Regions from separate parts of the Homo sapiens genome. Here region 1 is linked to region 2. A link is an interaction called in ENCODE POLR2A ChIA-PET data of the cell type or tissue named here. Cell type or tissue: B cell. All regions are shown on one strand. Links, peaks and the distances in the headings refer to the core of each region. The heading gives the core; the rest is flanking DNA. Region 1 overlaps SETBP1 (SET binding protein 1). Region 2 overlaps SETBP1 (SET binding protein 1).

Evidence for each region. ChIA-PET counts read pairs that join two places held together with the same protein. Peaks named below come from ENCODE experiments on the same cell type or tissue, not always from the same donor. Only the 100,000 strongest peaks of a DNase experiment are listed, where the experiment ranks them.
Region 1: POLR2A ChIA-PET joins it to region 2 with 6 read pairs; 2 of 35 experiments call an interaction of 5 or more read pairs at or near these places.

Annotation. Positions count from the first base shown.
Region 1 is chr18:44,767,590-44,778,094 of GRCh38, reverse strand. The region is part of intron 2 of SETBP1 (SET binding protein 1); the gene reads right to left. Among named protein-coding and RNA genes, the nearest start is that of SETBP1, 92 kb to the right of the region's middle. In B cell, for the core only: no CTCF peak of the experiment used is centred there; no DNase peak of the experiment used is centred there; H3K27ac peaks cover 690 bases.
Region 2 is chr18:44,703,453-44,713,957 of GRCh38, reverse strand. The region is part of intron 2 of SETBP1 (SET binding protein 1); the gene reads right to left. Among named protein-coding and RNA genes, the nearest start is that of SETBP1, 28 kb to the right of the region's middle. In B cell, for the core only: no CTCF peak of the experiment used is centred there; a DNase peak (open chromatin) is centred at 3,977; H3K27ac peaks cover 1,216 bases.

The sequences.
Region 1 (10,505 bases), core at 4,113-6,612, 63 kb before region 2:
GGAGGGGGCCCAGGCAGATAAAGACGCTTTAGAGAACACGCCAGCCCATCCCACAGCCCATCCACACACACAAGAAGCTTGATTTTCATGCCCCAGGGAATCTGTCAGTGAAATTCCAGAAATTTGCTTAGAGATTGTAAATAGAACAGTCGGGTTCAGAAATGGGAAGGCGGCTCCCCGTCTCTGCTTTTGCACAGAAAGTACTAATCAGTGCCATTCTGATCCAATAGACAAATAAAGTGCTTGAGAAATCAGACTTTTATCATTGGCCCCAAAATGGGCCTATTTCAGCTTGTCAGAAGTTGTGTGAAAGTCAGATTTTGAATTTGGATTTCCTCTTTTGGCCTGTTTTTATCAGACTACAGAGGCAGTGCCAAATATGAACTGATACGGAGCCCAGAGCAACATGCATCCCTGCTTTCCTCCTTGACGGGTGTCCAGGAACCTCCTGTGTCCTCAGTTTGCCTGCATAGAAGCCTGGGGAAAGGGTGGTGATGTCTGCTCTGAAGGGGTGAGCAGAACAGCCAGAGATATACAGGTGCAACTCTATCCACCAGATGAGGGGATGGCAGCCCCAGGACATACGCGGAATGGTGCCGGGCCAGGAACCAGTCAGGTCCACACAGGAGCATGCATAACTGTGACATTCAAAATGACAGCCACAATCTAACAGTTAATGCTGATGGAGAGATTACTAAGTGCTAGGGGTTGACTCTGAGTTTCAGAGAAAGACTGAGTTGAGTGTATAACCCAGTTCTGCCACTTAGAATGGTGAGATAGTGGCCAAGTAATTTAACTTTTATTTTTTTGAGATGGAGTTATGCTATGTTGACCAGGCTGGATTCAAATTCCTGGGTTCAAGGGATCCTCCTGCCTCAGCCTCCCGAGTAGCTGGGACCACAGGTGTACACCACCATGTCCAGCTAATTTTTTAATTTTTTGTAGACACGGGGGTCTCACTATGTTGTGCAGGTTGGTCTCAACCTTCTGGCTTCAAGGGATCCTCCTGTCTTGGCCTCCCAAAATGCTGGGATTACAGGCATGAGCCACCACACCTGGCCTACCTTATTTTATTGCCCACATTTTGGCCTCTAAAGCATCTCTGCCTTCCTCATCTGAGTTAATCCTCTCCACCTCCTGGGAGGTAGCCTAAGGGAAAACTCTTCTCCCTATTCTCCCAGTGTGGAAACTGAGTCACCCAGCGACAAAGTAGGAGCAGAATGCCCAGGACAAGACCTCAAGCCCTGCTGATCCTACACGAAGTATTAACCTCTATTAACTGATCAGCATCAGAGATGGGCATCTGTGAACACATGTGTGCTCCATAGGAACACCTAAGCCCTAAATTTCCTAGGATATTATCTCCCTGGGGCATTATTATTTAAGGTGTTTTATATTTCTTTACTATTTTTTTGTGGCTAAAAGATTAAAAGGCAAGACTTCTTTAGGCATAAAGGATAAGCCCAAATGGCACAGCTCAAGTGATGAATACAGGGAATTAGAGGGAAAGAGGAAAGCTTCTTAACACACACTTTCCAATTGCCCTGGAGCCCAGGAGCTTAAATATTTACCATGAAATTTCCTGTCCCTGTGCTTTTGGGGAGTTTTTAACTTGCTAGATGGAGTCTTATCCAGACAGTTCCACCTCACGGTGTCACTAAATGAAATGAGAGGAGATTCTGTCTGGTTTTGAAATCATATTTTCTTTGGCCTTTTAGAAAAAAAACAATCTAGCCTGGGTTTAAATCGGCATCCATATGGGCTGTGCTATGGAGCGAAAAGAGGGCTCTATAGCCTGATGTCAATCAGGAACAGTAAAATATGAGCCCTAGGGGTTGGGTGCGCGGTGGAGCCCTGGAAGAAGGTGGGGGGAAGAAAATACCAGGGGAGAAAGTATCCTAAAGAAAAGTGCTTCTTGCTTGACATTCAGGCCTCAACTGCCTGTCCACAGTACCTTCATGATGGGTACCTTTTCATAATACCCTCCCTCTCACCTGCCAGGGCAGCTACACACAGATAGCCACACCTCCGGACTTCATAGGAGATGAGAGAGAAATACAAGTCAATTACAACTACGTTAAAACGGCTCTGTCCATTGAACATTGAAGGGCAATTAAGGGATAGAGACAGGATAGGGCCATTCAGAAAAGAAAACATGATCCCATTTGGACAGTTTATGTAGAGATCAAAGTGCAAAGAAAGTGGCTTGAGCAGGGATCTGCTTCTCTGGACCACAAATCCATCATGTATCTATGATCTATGCAGGCAATGAGTGAGACGGCCCTTAAGGTCTCTTCCAGCTCAGGTAGTCTTTAATCTCGTTATTCTAAATCCAGTCTCTATGACTCACTGTTTTTTAGTGTTGGACAACGAAAAAAAAAAAAAAATGGTGCTCTCTACACTTGGAAATTCCTAAACTGACCTAAACATGAAAAGTACGCTCCATCCTAATCACCTGAATTGAGTGAAGGAATTAAGAGGTAAAACAAAAAACTATAGAAAAAAAACAAATTAGAAAGTAAGGAGACAAAATTATATTTTATTCATTTCTTGAAAACAACACTATGGAGGAAGTGATGGTAGGGAAAAAGAAAAAGAAAAAAAAGTAGCCAGAACTGAAGTACTGAATTCTTACAGGAACTCAGTGAGAAAGAGAAAAGATTCTAGACTTCATAAACCTTATGTTACTTCCCTGGAAACCTTCCTGCCTTCCCAGGCTATGTTACTGTAGCATCTTCTACATCCTGCTAACTGCAGGTATCACATAGAAATATCCATGTTGACTGAGTTAACTGTCTCTCCCAGAAGATGGTGAACACCTTGAGGACAAGGAGAACATCTTATTCAACTTTGTCAGTGTAGGACCTTGCCCAGAGCCTCTATAAAGTAACTGACCAAAAAATATTTTGAATCAATGAGCCATGAAACTATACCCCCAATAGCAATTTAAAGAAAAAAGGATCCAGGACACAGGCTAAAGGTTTTGATTTCTGGTGAGACCTTTAGTAGCAATGCAAGGTGCATTGATTTGAAGGTATCAGCATTTTCATAGTTTTCATCAGCATTTTCAAGAAAGTTAAAAAAAAATTCTAAATTTACCTCTAGGAACCTTTCCATTAGCCTAGCTCCAAAGCATTATATCAAATTTGAAGTGCTCTGACTAAGGAAAAAGAAAAAGGAAAAAAAAAAAACACCAAGTAAAAGCATAGAATCTCAGGAATCTATTGCTAAACTCCTAGAGACCTGTAACTCACTCAAATTGAGAGGGTACAGTCATTTGTCTCAATGAGGGTCGACAGTATATGCTCTGGGATCAGGTGACCCAGGTTCAAATCCTGGCTAGGACCCTTCCAGACTGTATAACTATTTTCGGGCTGAGGTTGAAGAATATTTTCCAGAGTGTCTGTAGAAGAGTTAGATTAGATTACTCACAAGTGACCTCCAACTCTGAGTTTTCATAATCCCATGTGCTCGCACCCTATCCACAAATCATCTACTGCCAGGTCACATTCTACATGACAACTCTTGCCAGTCTCCTCTACACGTCCTACTTGTGATCACCACCTATAGCAGTGATCCATCAGAGGATGCTCATGCTAGGAGGGATAAAGATCCAAGATGGGTCATCAGCATGTCTTTGCATTTATTTTATAAGATGCATATATCTAAGCCTCCTACACCCACACACCCCCACACTCACACCCACACACACACACACCCACACACACATACACACTCAAACACATATACTCTCTCCTGAAGGGTACTTCCAAGGATCAAGGTCAGAAATGTATGTTTCAATAAAGTTCCTCAGATGGAACAATTTTCTATGGCTTCGCCCCTCACTCTGACTGAGACTCTCCTGACTGTGCCAGGATCCATGCGTACATCAAAAGAGGCAGTAAAACCTGTCCTAATTTTAAGATTAAAATCTTCAAAGTCACAGGGTCAGCTCATAGTAAACCAAACAAATTTCTAGGAGGAATTGGTGTATAAATCTTGGGCCTCCCTTCCTCTTTCTCACATTGTCCTCAATAACTATAATCTACCACTGGCTCAAACTTTTGTTTTCAATCTGATTGAATGGCCATGTTGTCCCCAGGCACCTATAAGTGGTTGTGGTAGGAAACTAGAAGTATGTTAACATGTCACCTAGGAGCTATGCCTTTTACCTCACCATGCCATGCCAAAAGAGGACATACAGTCAGAGAGGGGGAAGAAAGACACACACACACACACACACACACACACACACATAAACAGAGAGAGACAGAGAGAGAGAGAGAGAGAGAGAGAGAGAGGCTGGTTGAGATTAATACTTGGAACCTAAGGTATGAACCTACTTTTATCACATTCTCTTCGGCTAGCCTGAGATATTCTGCAGGCCCCCAGTGGTTGGACTGGGTTTTTGTTTACTTGTTTGTTTGTTTTGGTTTGGGTGTTATTTTCCATCAGTTGGGAATACACACTTAAAGAGTGGAACTCTAATATCCCACTACCACTTCTCTATATTCTAGGAGCAAGAAGACAGTTTGTTTCTATTGACGTTGCAAAAATGTGTTAAAAACATAACTTCAATGCTCTGTTGTGAAGAAGAGGGGAGGGAGGTGCCCAGCAGACCCCACAGTTCTCTGGAGTCAGCTCTGCAGTGTCTCCTGGGGTTCCTCTTTACCTGCTTTCCTTGTGCTTGTCTGTGAGCCAAGCTTGCTATGATTCCTTTGGGGCCATGTCTGTAACTAAGGCCCACTGGTAGGTTTCAAAGCTACAGAGCACTCCCTCCATGGCCATCCCTCAGTTCCAGGAAGATCACTCACAGCACATGATACATCAGGAGAGAAAAACTGTGCATGCCCACTAATAGATAGTGCAGAGATCTAGGGCACCTTAGTGTATATGCTATGCTTCCTCTATGGACTGTCTATACATTTATTTTTTTAATTACTGTAGATTTTAGATGGATAATTATGAACCCTTATTCAATAGGAGTAGGTGGGAGAGGAAGATAAGGTAAGCAGCAACAATCCATTCAAGGATCCACATGAACAAAGCGTCTTTGGTCTTCAATGAATACCAAGAAAGTAAAAGGAATTTAAAGACCAAATTACCTTTGCTAGATATTTCTATACAAAAAGGCACAGTTCATACCTCCAAAAATCCAACTGAATTATGAAAATATGAATAGAATAAAAGATTCTTTCAGGTAGAAGACGCTTAAGGAGGAATCATGTTAAGATCTAACATGTTTTGAGGGTCTACACTCTGCCAGGGATTATTCCAGGAATTTCTATATTGATTACTATATTTAATTCTCAGAATGTTCCCCACGAATCCCATTAAACAGATGAGAAAACTGAGGTGCAGAAACATTAAGAAACCTGGGTAAGGTTATCTGGTAGTATCTAGTGGAGCTGGATTCAAACCAGTTCAGTCCAAGTGCAAAGCTCAAAGCTTAAGCACGGCACATAATTACTTGGGAGGATGACCAAGAACAGACGCATCACTCTGCTGAAGAGTGGAATTTTCCTTTAGCCCTGGGGTTACGCTCTTATGAAAATACCCCCAGGATCTGAAGAAGCCTCAGAGCCAAGAATGTTCCTCTCCCTGACGGGCACCAGCATTCCCAGGGATGCGGTTCCCAGTCCCTGCTGGGCCAGGGCAGGACTCCAAAGGAGGGGATGCGTTCTCCAGCCAGTGCAGGAGGCCTAGCCCTGTGCTCTCCAGGCAGATGTGGGTCCTCGAGGTGTTTTCTTTCCTTTTTCTTATTTAAAGAAAAAACAAAACTCTACACACTCCCCACATGTGAAATGGCGCTCGCACTGCTGCCAGACAATAATTTTACAGTCACACGATGACCCTTGAGCAAAGAAAAGAGGAAAAGCCTGCACCCCACCCAATCCAAGCCCAGGAGAGTCAACCTTTGGAAAAGCCCAGGTCACAGAAGATCAAACTCACATGCTGAGGAACAACAGGAGGTGGGGAGGCTGGGGCGGGGGAGAGGATGGGGAAAGAGGAAGCATAAAGTTTAAAGGTCAAAACAAATGTCAACCTAACACCAGTACTGTATGAACAGCACACAGCCTCACTGCTAGACAAATAAATGCTGCCGGGGAGGCAAGGTATCAAGAGGTTTTATTAACTCTCTTCCTGGAATCGTACACATAGGAAGTCTGTTCCATCATATAAGCTGCAAAGCACAATATTTATCCCTTGGGGGGGAAATCATGGAGCTGATATTGAATCTACAATACAGAGTTTCTCCTCCATTCCCTTCCCAGCCAGCCTCTGTTCTTGCTGCACCTCCAGGGGCCTGTGAGCAGGAAATACCCACGTTGATTTTGATAAGAGTGGAAAGGGCTGCATGCTGATGAGAATTCAGGGCACAACCCTGCCTCCACCTTCTGCTCTTTCCCAGGCATAACGTGGTCCCTCTGAGCCCAAGGGAGGCCCGAGATGAATGGCATCCACATGTCCTCCTCACCGTGGGTGTCTCTGACCCTGTGTCCAGTTCTGTGGGGATCCCAACTCTGTCTTAGGGACTTACATAAAAAATGTCCTTTTGCAGAGCCCAAAGCAGTTAAAGAGAAATCACTGGATGGATGGTCTGGGCCTGGCCCCTTTGCAGGGTCTTTTGGATGAGCTCTCTGCCTATTCTCATTGTGCTTGTTATGTTAGCTGCTCATCTAACAGTTTCACCCTCAGAAACTCTGGTGAGGGTCCTCTTTCAGTAACGGGACCTGACACCACCTGTGCACCCATGCACCATCTAGACCAGGTAGACGAAACCACACCAGCCTCTGTGAGGGCTCACAAAGACACTTAATTGCAGAAGTCCCAGAATTCTCACTCTCAATCCTACCATCCAAAGAATGCTCTAGACTGTCCCTAACTCCTAGTAGATCCTGAAGTTTCACCCTCAGAAGTTCTGCATCAGTAGATCTGGAGTGGATCCTGGGAATCTGTATTTATGAAAAATTCCCAGGTAATTCTGATGCAGCCAGCAACCCCAACAGCAGGCTGAAAATGAGTGACATAGGCTATCAGAGATCATGGTATTGGCCTCCCTGCAAGGTGAAATCAATAGTCTAGAGTGGGCAGCTCAATATGCAGCAGGCCACTGTGATGGCCATGATGAACCTCACATGACCCAGAACCCTCATTCTAAGGGCCACACAGTTCTCTATATTGCCTTCCGGTGACAATCCTGGGTCTGGAGTCACACCTCCACCTTCTGTTCTCAGGCATTCTCTGATTCCAAGAATGCCTTCTGGAATCCAACTTTTCTTGCTCCCACCCTACTGTCAGGAAATATTTGACTCTACATTCTAGTGCATAATGCCTCCCACACTTTCTGATAAGATTTGGTTTACTGAGCTCCCAGACATCTGTATAGTTATCACCTACAATTGAAGACTTTTAAAGGAATGGCGCTAAATCTTTTGTGGGCTGTTCCTGAACAATTAAGGCTGAAAAATGTTTTGCTCTGGCAAGTGTGAAAACAAAAACAAAAACAAAAACAGGGTGAGATATTTGTCATGAAACATCCAAGTGCAATAGATGAAAACACGAATCCACTGCATATCCCAAGGACACTTCAAAAATACCAAAATTCTAGACTAAAAGGATAAATCAAAGGTGAAAATAGATAAAATAGGTTAAAAATAAACCAAATAAAGGAGGTGAACTTGGAAGATGTTTGATGTCTAACTGATCAAGAGCCACAGAAGTAAGGACATTAACCCACCATCTCACCCAGGATCAGCCTCAGGCAAACCAAGGAGGTGCTGTTTTCTTCCAGGCTCCCAGCCAATACTCAGCACGTTTTACTTATGGCTCTATGCTCTCTCTCATCCAAACATGCTAGCCATAGGGTCCTTATTCTCTTTTCAATTGCTTCCACAGAAACTCTTCTCATTAACATATCAGTTATCAGTCATTAATATTTCAGTTCGAATAGAAATCAGTATTATCTCTCCTGTAGAATTTGCATTCTGTGTTTGATTTCTCAAAAGAGCTGGGAGGAGGGGAAAGAGGAAATGGAAAGCAGCGTTTTCCTCTTCCTTTTGAAAGAATTTCAGGATCCACTAGGAGTCAGGGACAGCCTAGGGCTTTCTTTAGATGGTTCAGTTGAGAGTGAGAATTTGAGGATTTCTGGAATTGTCTTTGTGAGGCCACACAGCAGCTGGTGTGCCTTCATGTACATGGTCTAGATGGCACATGGGTACACAGGTGCTGTCGGTCTCGATGCTAAAAGATGACCCTCAGCACAGCAGCATATGTATGTGAGTGGCTGAAGATGCCAGCAAGACTCTGCCTTTTCCCTCCATGGCCACAGAAAGGTGGCACTTCATGAACTTCTATATAGCATAATAGTGGTTGTGCATGTGACTTCCTTTTTTGTTTGTATTTGATTTCCTTATAAGAATAGTTATGGGAAAGAATAAAGCTTTGAATTCTCTACTCTCCATTCTCAACAAGTAGATACAGAAATACACACTCAATACTCACTTCTGGACCCTGAAATGCACCTAACATAGAAGAAAAGAAGAAAGAATTTAGACAATCAGAATGTATTGGAGAACTTGGCTTAAGCCAAGGCAATCTAAATAGGTATCTTTTAATGGACACATTCCTAAGAAATCATCATTCAGTAAGAGCAGAGATAAACAGCACATTCTGAAAGGAACTTCTTGTGGTCTGAAAAAAATATCAGGACTTTTGTATTTTGAACCTTTTGCTCCCAAGGGACTTGCATTTGTTAGAACCAATACTAAAGAGTAAAGACTTGTTTCAGGCTAAGTCCAAAGCTTCCCGAGGTTGAGCTACCATGGAAAGAAATAAAAAATGGCATCAAGACGTAAAAAGGGACATGTGTTAAGTAGAAATTCTCTACCCAGATTCCCATGGAAAGTCCAACTGCTGGGACCCTTGAATTCATTGTAGATGAGAGTTCCTTTTCTGGACCAACCACCAAACCAAAAGCAAGCCCCAGCACCCTCTCCAGCCTCCTTGGTTCAGCCCTGAGCAGTTAGCTGACCCTTCATCTTGTTTTTTTCTCCTCTCTTCCCTGCCATTTTAGTGTACCTCCCACCTCTGTTACTGAAGAAAAACCACAAGCAGGTATGTTATACCCAACAGGTCCCACTGTCCAACTCTTTTCAGAGGGCTGTTGCAGAGACAAAAGAGTCTATCTGCCCATATTCCACTCTATCACCCACTGTGGGTATACGGAAAACAACTGCAGAGCAAGCAGTCTTTGTCTTCTTATGAGGGTTTCCAGGAGGTTTTCTTGAGCAACCAAGGGCAACTGTCAAAATAACAAAGTCTTTAGTGAAACAGATCTCCGTATATACTTTATGAGGTTTGCAACAATTCAGGAATTGTAGGTTTCTTGTGTAATTCATTGTCTGATATGGTTAAGCAATGATCATTATAAATCCACTAATGGGAAGCTCAAATCCTTTTAGAAGGAAAAGAACAAAACACCCGGTAATCACCAAAAATCTTGGTGAATATGAAAAAAACCTCAGCTAGTCTTGACAGATCCTTAATGGAACAACTTGTATTGTAACCAACCCAATTCCTCCAAAAGTAGAGAAACATTAATTGAAGAATTAAACTGAATAAAGAAATCTGAAAACATTTACACCTTATCCTAAGCTCTGCCACACACGACATACATACCAGACACATACCACACACACACACATACACACACATACACCATGAAAGCATTTAATAAGGTTTTAAGTATCTGTGTATGTGTCTTTCAAAATATTTTTAGAGAAAACTTCACTGGAGATCCCAATATGTAACATAAATGAAAAGCAGAGCTTGTATGGTTAGAGTGGGGTCAGAAGAACAGATTCCTCTCACTTAACAATCTCTTGGCAATCAACATTGGACTTTGAAGCATCAAAACCTCCCAAATCACACCTTAAAGACCACCAGCCCAGACTCTACAAGATCTTACATTACTAACAACAGGTGCCCCTACTGTGCTCCTATACAGAGACACCAAAGTGAAAGACGCATGAATCTTGATTCCAAGGAGCTCAGTCTATTACGGGAAAGAAAAGTCATCAGAATTTTCTAACCATTAGAACAAGTAATGTGATAGAGGCAGTCACAGGATGCTATGGGCTTCCAATGTTCATCCTACCAATAGTTCTCAGGACACTGTTTCAAAATGGACTATCCTTTATCAGCTTCCTAACTTTGAGGCAGAAGATTGGGTGCTGAGAAAACGAGTATATCAAAGGCTTGTTTGAGAAAGACTCTATGAAACGTCTATTTCGTTTTATTCCCACTTAATATCTACGCTGTAAATAAGTGATGATGTCAAACATTTAAAGACATAAGAATAACATAATTTTCACATGATATCAAACAGCATACATCTCCCCCAGGATTATAATGCTGCAGATGGGATGGTGGTGGCCTATGTTGACCCTAATCACAAACATGAAGCTAATAACGCATATCACATTTAATGCAATTTACTAACC
Region 2 (10,505 bases), core at 2,955-5,454:
AGGATTTCTGACTGAGTTGGGCAACTACATTTAAAAGTGCCTTGTTTCTGTGCCTTCTATGTAGTCACTAGACCCAAACCAGACCATCTGTATAACATTCGATTCACGTCTCTGCCCAGAACTGTGCACAAAGAGATGATAATAACGCAAACACCTGAATTTTAGCCTAGAGAATCGACTGACTATCGGATGTGATAATTTGTACAGCAAAAGTAGCATAAGACAATATTAGTTTGGCAGGTTTCCTTGACCTTGAGTTCAGTGTATATGAACAATGACATAGCTTCTAGAAAGCTGGTACAGCTTGGGGTCATGTTAATAGAGATACTGTGTCTAGAACAGAGGAGGTTACAATACCCTGGCATAATGCAGGGCCAGATCACCTCCCAGTATTGTACTCTATTCTGTGAGCTCTCCCACTTACACCTTTTAGAAGAGACACTGAAAAACTAGTATTCCCAGCACAGGAACCAGGGTGGTTTGGCACCAGGAAACCATGGAATACAAGGAACACTTTCAGGAACTGGAAATATCTAGGCTATAAAAGGGATGCCTAGTGCAATATAAGAAAGAGCTTTCTGAAACAAGGGCTGCCGCGAAAGGTGGCACGTCCCCCCCCGTGAAGGCCTTTGAGCAGCAGTCAAATAACTATGCCTTAGGGAGTTGGAAAGGGGTGTTTTGTTCCATTAAGGGGATGCTGAGGCCGGGCGCGGTGGCTCACACATGTAATCCCAGCACTTTGGGAGGCCGAGGTGGGAGGATCACGAGGTCAGAAGATCGAGACCATCCGGCTGACATGGTGAAACCCCGTCTCTACTAAAAATTCCAAAAATTAGCCAGGTGCAGTGGCAGGCGCCTGTAGTCCCAGCTGCTTGGGAGGCTGAGGCAGGAGAATGGCCTGAACCCGGTAGGCGGAGCTTGCAGTAAGCAGAGATCACACCACTGCCCTTCAGTCTGGGCGACAGAGCAAGACTCTGTATCAAAAAAAAAAAAAAAAAAAAAAAGAGGGATGCTGAAAGAGAAATGCTCAGAGGCTCTTCTAATTTCTAGCAATATCCACGATTTTGGAAGTGTGACTCAGTTGTGGACCTATGACTTTCTTTTGACACAGAGCTTCTGTTGTCAGCCTTCTCCTGCCTAATGACCAGATGCCTGATTCTCACCTGTGTCCTCAATGAATTCAACTTCTCATTCGAGGACCCTTTCTGGATCTCCCAATCTTGGCTTCCTTCATGATCCAATAGCACGCAAGCCCAATCAGAAACACTGCCCTGCCATTTATCTAAATGGTAGGAATCAAGCAGGAAGACTGGGTTAGTTCAGGAACCTGATGACACAGGAAGAATCACACACCCAAATAAGTTAGTTTCTACATAATGCTGCCCCCAAAGGATAAGAATGGAGAGATCATGGAGAGTCCCACTGTATACTACAAAACCCATGATCCACCATGAGGAGCTACTGCTTTAAGTTGGTTCTGCAGGGGTACTGTGTGTTGTAAAAAATGCTGAAATTCCTGAGCTGAGTTCTCATGAACAACACTAAACAAATGAAATAACTGGCCTGGCATAAAAGGCTGTCCACACTCCTGGGCAAGTTTATATTTGCAAATGATTGCTTCTTATTGGCAAGACATGGTGGGTGGCCCACCTGGAGGGACAGAGCTGCTCTCTATCTCCTTTTAAGAATTTCCTACCCACCCCCAACCTCCTATCCCCCACTGTGAAACTGGCTAGAAACTTGTGGGAGGCAAAGACGACCATCTGGTGGGGGAGGGAGGGAACCACAATAAACAAGGTCTAGAAAACACACCAAAGCAACCTGCATTTGATACTAATGATGATTATCAAATGGCCTCACAGGCCAGGTACTGAGGTGGGAACTGCTCAGACTTCTGAGAGTAAATAAAGGTCTCCATTGTTTCCCGTGTGAGGTCACAGGCTGGTGGGGAGGTGAGGGAAGTTGGCCCAGGGAAGAAGGGGCAGGCAGGGAGAAAAATACAACAACCTGGGAATTCAGAGAGAAATGCAGACTCAAGATATACAGGGAGGCCCTTGCCTTCATAGGGCGAGATCCACTGGGGTATTATGGAAAATGGTGAAGTGCCCTAGAGGTTGTGTAGTCAGCCCAGGCCGGTGGCCTGTAATCCCAGCACTTCAGGAGGCCGAAGCGGGAGGATTGCTTGAGGCCAGTTCAGGACCAGCCTGGGCAACATAGCAAGACCTATCTCTACCAAAAAAAAAAAAAAAAAAATTTAAAGATAAATCAGCTAGATGTGGTGGTGCACACCTGCAGTACTAGCTACTCAGTAGGCTGAGCTGAAAGGATCACTTGAGCCCAGGAGTTTGAGGCTGCAGTAAGCTATGGTTGTACAACTGCACTCCAGCCTGGGCAACAGAGCAAGACCCTGTTTTAAAAAAAGAAAAAAAAAAGCAACAAAGAAAGAAAGAAAGGGAGAGAGGGAAGGAGGGAGGGAGGGAGAAAGGAAGGAAGGAAGGAGAGGAAGAAAGGAAGGAAGGGAGGAAGGAAGGGAGAAAGGGAGGGAGGGAGGAAGGGAGAGAGGAAGGAAAAGAAGGAAGGAAGGAAGGAAGGAAGGAAGCAAACGAGCTGTGGGTCTCCCAGATGAAGCTGCAGTGCTGGAGTTTACCCACAGCCAGAGCCAAGCAGCAGAAACAATCAGGAGGGAGGGAGAGAGGGAGGGAGGCGGGAGGAGTAGGGGAGGGAGGGAGGAATGGGCGAGGGATGGAGGGAGGGTGGGAAAGAAAAGAAAAGAGAAAAAAGTTGCATAGTTCAAACCTCTTGCAATATAGGGCTCTGGGTGTTCCTGTTCAACGCACTCAGATGGCGGCCTCAGCTTGCACTCCCCCAGCAGCGGGGGCTCACTGATCCACCAGTTAATATATAATTCAGCCTCAGGCAGACTTCATACGACGTGGCGTGGCTAAAAATCAGTGAAGGTGTTTGCATGTTGTGTCTGTCTGTATGCCTCTTGAGGACCTGGGTCTACTTAACTCCTGCCCTCCTCTCTGGCAGCCTCTTCCTCTGGCCACTGATGGCTCCATAGGGGAGTGATCAGAGCCTTAGTGCCAACCTTCCAAGTCAAGTCACTCTGAGGACCATGCTGTTGAAACACTTTCCCCAAAACAGTTTGGCTGTGTGCAAAGTATAACACAAATTTTTAGTTTATTGCAGATATTAGAAACTTCCTGGCTGGGTGCGGTCATTCACTCCTGTAATCCCAGTACTTTGGGAGGCTGAGGTGGGCAGATCACGAGGTCAGGAGTTCGAGCCCAGCCTGGCCAACATAGTGAAACCTCGTCTCTACTAAAAATACAAAAGTTAGCCGCATGTGGTGGCATGGGCCTGTAGTCCCAGCTACTTGGGAGGCTGAGGCAGGAGAATTGCTTCAACCTGGAAGGCAGAAATTGTAGTGAGCCAAAAACCTGCCATTGAACTCCAGCCTGGGTGACAGAATGAGACTCCATCTCAAAAAAAAAAAAAAAAAAACTCCTAAAATGCATGGCTTCAAGGCCTTGTGCTGTGTATTTTCTATATTTAATGTTATCAGGAACCTGAACCAAGGCCTCAGACTCTGAGACCCCACCCTGTGTTCTCCACCTTGACTATCCTTAGCGGTTCCCAGTAACTTTCTGAACAAAGCCACTTGTGTCTAATAAACAAGCAAAGCAGGTGAGGGATGTCCTGGGATGTGCTGCATTTTGTAGCTTGAAGGTAGGATGTTTTTAACTTAAACTTGCAGGAATCAGAAAAGTCAAAGATGTGGTAGGAAAAGGCAAAAACGGATTGTTTCTCTTGCCTTTTATTAAAAAGAAAAAAAGGAAATATAACTGCGGGTCAACTAGCAATGTAGCAATGAGAGGACTTTTTGAGGATGTAAAATTGCAACGATGAGGAAGAGGGGCCGACTTTGCAAATGCTGGAAGAGTAGCAGCCGCCAGCTGAACCCCACTTGATGGTTCCTTTGACACTGCTTTGAAACTTTCATTTTGAGTCATCCTTTGTGCTCAGCAGTAATCCCGGTTTGGCAGATAAATGACCACAGAGATAAAAGACCTTTGAACTATCTCTAAATAAATCCGTATAGCAATTCCTACCACCAACACCAAAAAAAAAAAAAAAAAAAATCATTAGTGATATGCTCAACTAATAGAAGTTTCTCCAGGCATCAGACATCAGGCACTGGTGCTGCCCCCCAGCTAACATAATTCAACACAGCCCAGGCCTCCCAAGTGCCCAGCACCACTGCAGATCACTGTGTGCCCACTCTGTGCCTCAACTAAGGAAGCTCCTATGGATGGTCCGCAGGGAGAGATGCCAAACAGCAATGAGAGCAGGACATACTAAGCAAAGGGCTGTCCTAAGTGTCCAACGGACAACTTCAACCTCACCACAGTGACATCAACAAGGAGGGGCTGCTGTTATCCCTGATTTTCCAACTGTCAGGAAACGTTTCAAGAGGTTAAGTCTTGCCTAAGATTATGCAGGCTGTCTCTGTCCAGAGGCAGAGAGACCATGTTCCTGGAATCAGGGTATCTGAGTTCTAATCCACTTCCAGAGTGGAGGCTCTTTCTAATAGACCCTGTACTCCTCATCTAGAATTTCACATACAGAGCACACCAGCCATGCTTCAGAGAATAAATGACTTTCTGTCTGAACAGAACACAGTTTTTGCTGGTTACTCTGCCAGATGCATTTTCAATGGCATAGAATTCACCAAAAAACCTTCCTTGGGGGGGTCCAAAGAGAAAAAAACAAACAAGAGAACACCAAACCAGGAGGAAACAGCCAAGCTACATGTTTTAAACCCCCAGAGAATCCCAAACACAGGAAGAAAAAAAGAGAAAAATAGAAGACGGGGTTGAGGGATAACCAAATATTCCCAAAATATATTTACGGAACACGAGTTTGGTAAATCACCACATTTTAAGCTCAACTCTGACCCTTGCTCCCATGATTTTAGATCTTTTGACATTTCGGGCTAAAAGGAAACAATTTGATGACGGAACAGTGGGTCCAAACAGAGGTCAAAAATCTGTTTATAGTAATGAGCGTTCTTAAAGAGAAACACTTGCCCTGCTGATGAAACAGAATGGCCCTTAAAGTTTCTAGATTATAGAACAGAAACAAGACCTCAGAGGGAAAATGCTGCTTTGTTTTTCTTCTTCATCTTTTTCTTTTCTTTTCTTTTCTTTTCTTTTTTTTGAACATGTAGAAGCTGAGAAGCAGGGAGGTAAAGTATGCTGGCCGAATGTGATTGTGAGTCACAGAGGCAGAGCCGGTGCCCAGGGCTCCCCATCTCCAAGGCCAAGGTTCTTTCCCTCACACTTTCAGCTGACATGTCCAATGCTCCCTGCTGCCCTGCAGAAAAGGTCGTTCCCCACCTTCCCTGCTGCTTTAGCTACAACATAATCAGAGAGAAATCTATCAGGAAACAAAATTTCCAGGCATTCTAATGAATACATAGAAATGTGGTACTTAAAAATGTTTTTAAATCTCAGGAGACAAAAACTAAAATGAAACAAGAGGGGAAATTCAACCTCTTGTGTAGAAATGCTATGGAGACCTCATCTCCAAGTCAGGATGAGGGTGTTGTGGAGGAAGAAGCTCATACTCCCAGGAGTTTGAAACACCACATTCCCACCCCCAGAAGAAGAGAGGCCAAGTCTTCTGTAAAGCAGTACACTTGGGAGTGACCAGAGAAAGTGCTGACAAAATAGGATGGCAAGGGAAGGACACTTGAACCACCAGGAGGGTAGAAGGCTCTCTGAGCCACCCACTTGTGTGGAGGAGAAGAAAACCATGGGTGCAGCAGCCAGAGGTTAGGCAACCTGCACCCTTGGCAAAGCAAGCCACCCCTCACCCTCTGCCAAACACCTCCTCTCATAGACCCCTCCTCACCCACGTGTAAACGAAATTGCTACAACCATTAAAGGTCAAGAGAGAAATGTGCTTCTCAGGACATGCCAGGAAAAGGGAAGAACCCTAGACCAATCTCTCCTTGCTGAAAACTGTGTTACCAAAAGGCTCCCCTTTCATGTCTCCCATTTTAAGCTCCTCTACACAGAGTCACTCTCAGCAAGTTCCCCAGCACCCCTGCAACCGTTCCTTCTCCCTGATTCAAAGCCCTGTGAGCACCCCTGCTACTTACAGAATTAAATCCAAACTCGTTTATTTGACATTCATTGCTCTCTGCAATCTAATGCCAACCTCTCTTCCCATCAACAACACCTAAGAAACTTTTTTCCTATCCATACTTTGTGTGTTTGCTCTTTGTGTAAGGAGGAAATAAGTGCATGATTTATTTGGCTTCTCAAAAGCAGATTGTGAATGCTCAGGACGGAATACAAGAGTCTTTCCCTAGGCATATGATGACGGTCTAGACCAAGACAAATCCTGAATGTGCTTCTAGGACCATGGCAGGCACCTGATGGGTATAAGGTTGAAGTCCTTGCAACAGGAGGAAATAAGATCTCCCAATAGAACTGGAGAGGAGGAAAAATTAAATCCAAAGAAATGAAATAGAAGTTGTATTTTTGTCAAAAGCAAATAAAATTTGTAAGTACAATGAATAAAAAAATAGGGCTTTAACTAGTGAGCTTTGAACACTCTCTCAAAACCATGGAAAACTTAGAATTAGGGAAAATGTGGCAGATTATGCTTGTGCCACCCCAGCTATATGAGAAAGTATGGAAAAAACACTCTAGTGATCCTCACCTTTCAGAAATCCTTTACTTTTATAGGGTGTGGCAACTAAGGGACTGGAATACACATTTGCTTGGAGTCTAATAGAATTGGCTTCATAGGAAAACCTCGCCCCTTCCAGCTCCTCCTCCTTTGAAGCAATCTGAGCCTCAAGTTCCTGTAAATAAATAAGATCTGCCTGGCAGCATTGTTATGAGGACTAACAGATAAGGTGAGTAATGTAAAACAGTTAGCAGAGGGTCTGCCATGTAGCTCAAGAAATCAAAGTTATTATGATGATGTTTGCTCTGTAAATTATCCATTTTCTTCTAAAATCTTCCTCTGAGTTATATCATGTAGAAATCATCACCTGTATTTGGCAGGTGAGGAAACTAGGGCTTCAGCAAATTCATACTGCAGATCCAGATTCACAAAGCTGCTTGGTGTCAGACTATCACACCACATCTCCTACCCTGAGTCACTGTATGGCATCCATTTGGAACTCCCATGCCCTTATCTTGCTGTTGAATCTAGACAGGTGTCCCTGACTCCCAACATCCTCACGAAAGAGAAGAGCTGCTAAGCCTTGCCCAGCTTGGAAACTCTTCAAAACCCTGTCACTACTGGAATTTTTTTTTTTTTTTTTTTTTTTTTTTTTTTTTTTGAGATTGAGTCTCATTCTGTCACCCAAAAAGGCTGGAGGGCAGTGGCACCATCTCGGCTCACTGCAACCTCCACCTCTTGGGTTCAAGCGATTCTCCTGCCTCAGCCTCCCAAGATGCTGGGATTATAGGCATTCACCACCCCATGCCTGGCTAATTTTTGTATTTTTAGTAGAGATGGGGTTTTGCTACGTTGGGCAGGCTGATCTCGAACTCCTGATCTCAAGTGATCCACCCACCTCAGCCTCCCAAAGTGCTGAGATTACAGGCAGGAGCCACTGTGCCCAGCACTACTGGAACATTCTTCCAGAGACTCATCTTCATGGTCTCTGTTGTTTTAATCTAATCACCTAGAAGCAAACCTGAGGAAGTGTAAGTTATTAAGTCACTTACCTGAGTAAGTTTAAGTTGCAACCACGTTGGTCCCATGATAAAGAACAAGTTACATGTGTGGGGTCCATCTGCAAAATTAGACCTGTCCAAAGGAGAGTTCAGAGGCCCCGAAGTAGCTTCTGAGCTCTCCCCTCAGCCTCTACTTCCTACCAAATGCTGCTTTCACACCTCATGTAAAGCATGTAAATCCATCATAGGCCCTCTCCCAAATAGCATCTCAATTCCTATCCTAGTTTTATATGAAAGAGAAAAGAGACTTCTATCCTGGTTAGAAGAGTCCGTGCATCCTTGAGCCAGGGAGGTAGTACTTCCATGGGCTCCTCCTCACAACTTACCACTTAAGTGGTGATGTTCCCTGACGATCTATAATCCTTCTCCAGTTTGGAGAGTTAGCCCTAGGTTTAAAATTTGGAACAAGGCTGTTGACGATGCTACACATATATGCCTTCATCCCAAAGCAGTGGACCATGTATAACTAGAGTTAACATCACAGAGAACTAGCCTATGATATGTAAGTCATGCTACCCGTATCACACAGAGCTTTCTTTTCAAACACCAATGAAAACGAAAATCATTTGGGATCCCATATAAGCTGTCTTTGCCTGGAGCTGTCAAGCAATGACTTCAGCAAAATTAACTGGTTCACTTAAATAACAACAACAAAAAGCAGCACATAATATAACACCTAATTCCCCCCAGCCTCCAAACTTGGAGGCTGAATTATTAAAGCAAAACAAAATAAAACAAAACCTTTATTATCCTGAAACTCTATGTCCTTACCCTAAGTTAAGGATCAATGCACATTTTTTGTAAGGATCAGAGAGTAAATAGTTGAATCTTTGAAGGTCATAGTACCTCTGTCACAACAACTCAACTCTGCCACTATAAGAAAAAGCAGTCAGAGTCAAAACATAAACAAATGAACTTGGCTGTGTTCCAATAAAACTTTATTTATAAACACTGAAATTTAAATTTCATATGCCTCACATATTACAAAATATTATTATTCTTTTGATGTTTTCCCAACCTTTTAAAAATGTAAAAAACATTATTTGCTCAGGGGCAATACAAAAACAGGCAGGAGGCTGGATTTGGCCCACAGGCTACAGTTTGCCAACCCCAGCTCAAAGTCAGCACATATATTCAGATGACTCCCTAGTAGGAATCACTAGCAGCTCAAAGTCAGCACATATATTCAGGTGACTCCCTAGTAGGAATCACTAGCAGCTCAAAGATCAGCTTAACAGGGCTTCCTTTCTAGCTCCTAGTGTAGGACCTGCTTCCCAGAGGCCACTCCATGTCCACTGCTTCAAAGAGTGGTACAACTTATAAAAATAGATCCAGAAGGTGATTTCAGGATTAGATGCTGGTGTGTTGCTTACGAAATCTCATCCTCATCCATTCTGAGCCAAATTACTGATCACATATTTCTCATTCATACAAATAAGTAAATTCTGCAAGTTTATGCCACTAAACTTTTCCACACACATAGTAGGCAAGGTTTCTACATCTCACCCTCAGCTTTAGCCTTTGCTTACTCTCTGGTTGCAAAACAGCAGGAATTAAGGGTAATAAAGTTAACATTCTCATCCCATAGAGATCAGAGGATGTTCCTGTCATCTATCAAGTAATTGAGACTCAGTGATGATAGCTGTATTAATTCATTTCTGGAAAGTAACAGTGCTAGGCATAAATAAATGTAAGAAGGGTGGAGAAGTACCATATGAAGCAAGCTTCTAACAATTAAAAAGTTTTCAAGGGTATTCCCATCACAGTGTCATCATAAAGAGCACTGTGCATTGAATTTCAGCCCTTCTTCTTCCTCTCTGTCCCCTCCAGTTGCTGAGGCATAAAAATGCTTACTTGGCAAATCACATATTCAAATAAGCAATTTTATTTCTTTCCCATAAAGTCCACAAAGAGCATCCAGCTTCTTGGGTGAAAATGACCAGCCTGAGAACTTCAGATATGAGCACCAAAGTCCACTGCACATTTCAGCTTTGAAATCATCCCGATGGTACAGATTCCAAAACATTATTCTGGTGTGTTCCAATGGGGAGAAAGCTATATTTGGGAACAATCAGTGGCTTTAGGAAAAGTGGTACCTAATCAGGACAATGTATTCTCTTTTTAGGGCAGCGAATTTGGGTTTGAACTCCCAAAACTGTGGGTTGCTGCTTAAATCCTGGCAGTGAAGGTGATGGAGACAAAGGGTAACCATTACTCAAGACAACCCACCCACACAAAAATACAACAACACACAAAGAACTGGCCAACTCAATGGCCAGAAACAAAGATACTCATTTTCATATCTTAAGAGACCCAACTCCAATGCAAAGCCTCACTTTCAGAGCCTGATTTGAACTGTTGCATTTTCTTGCATGAATCTCAGAAGTTTCTGTATGTGTGGAGATTAAACCTTTGGTTTCACGACAGAGTATCCAGAAATCACTGCAAAGTTGTAATGGGGGAGGAGAGAGCACAACCTCTATGTTCTGGCAAAACAAACCAATTTCTAAAAGTTCCTTTGTCTTCCAAAATGTTAAACTAAGGTGACCAATCGTCCCAGTTTGCTAGGAACTGGGGCAATTCCTGGATGCAGAATTTTCAGTCTTGAAACCAGGACAGATTTTTTGGGCAAACTGTGAGGAGTCAGTCACCCTAGAAAGTCTCTTCTAGCCAGTTCTTTGGATTTTAAATGCAACAAAATCAGCCACAACACCCGGTATAAGGATGGACACAAGCCCT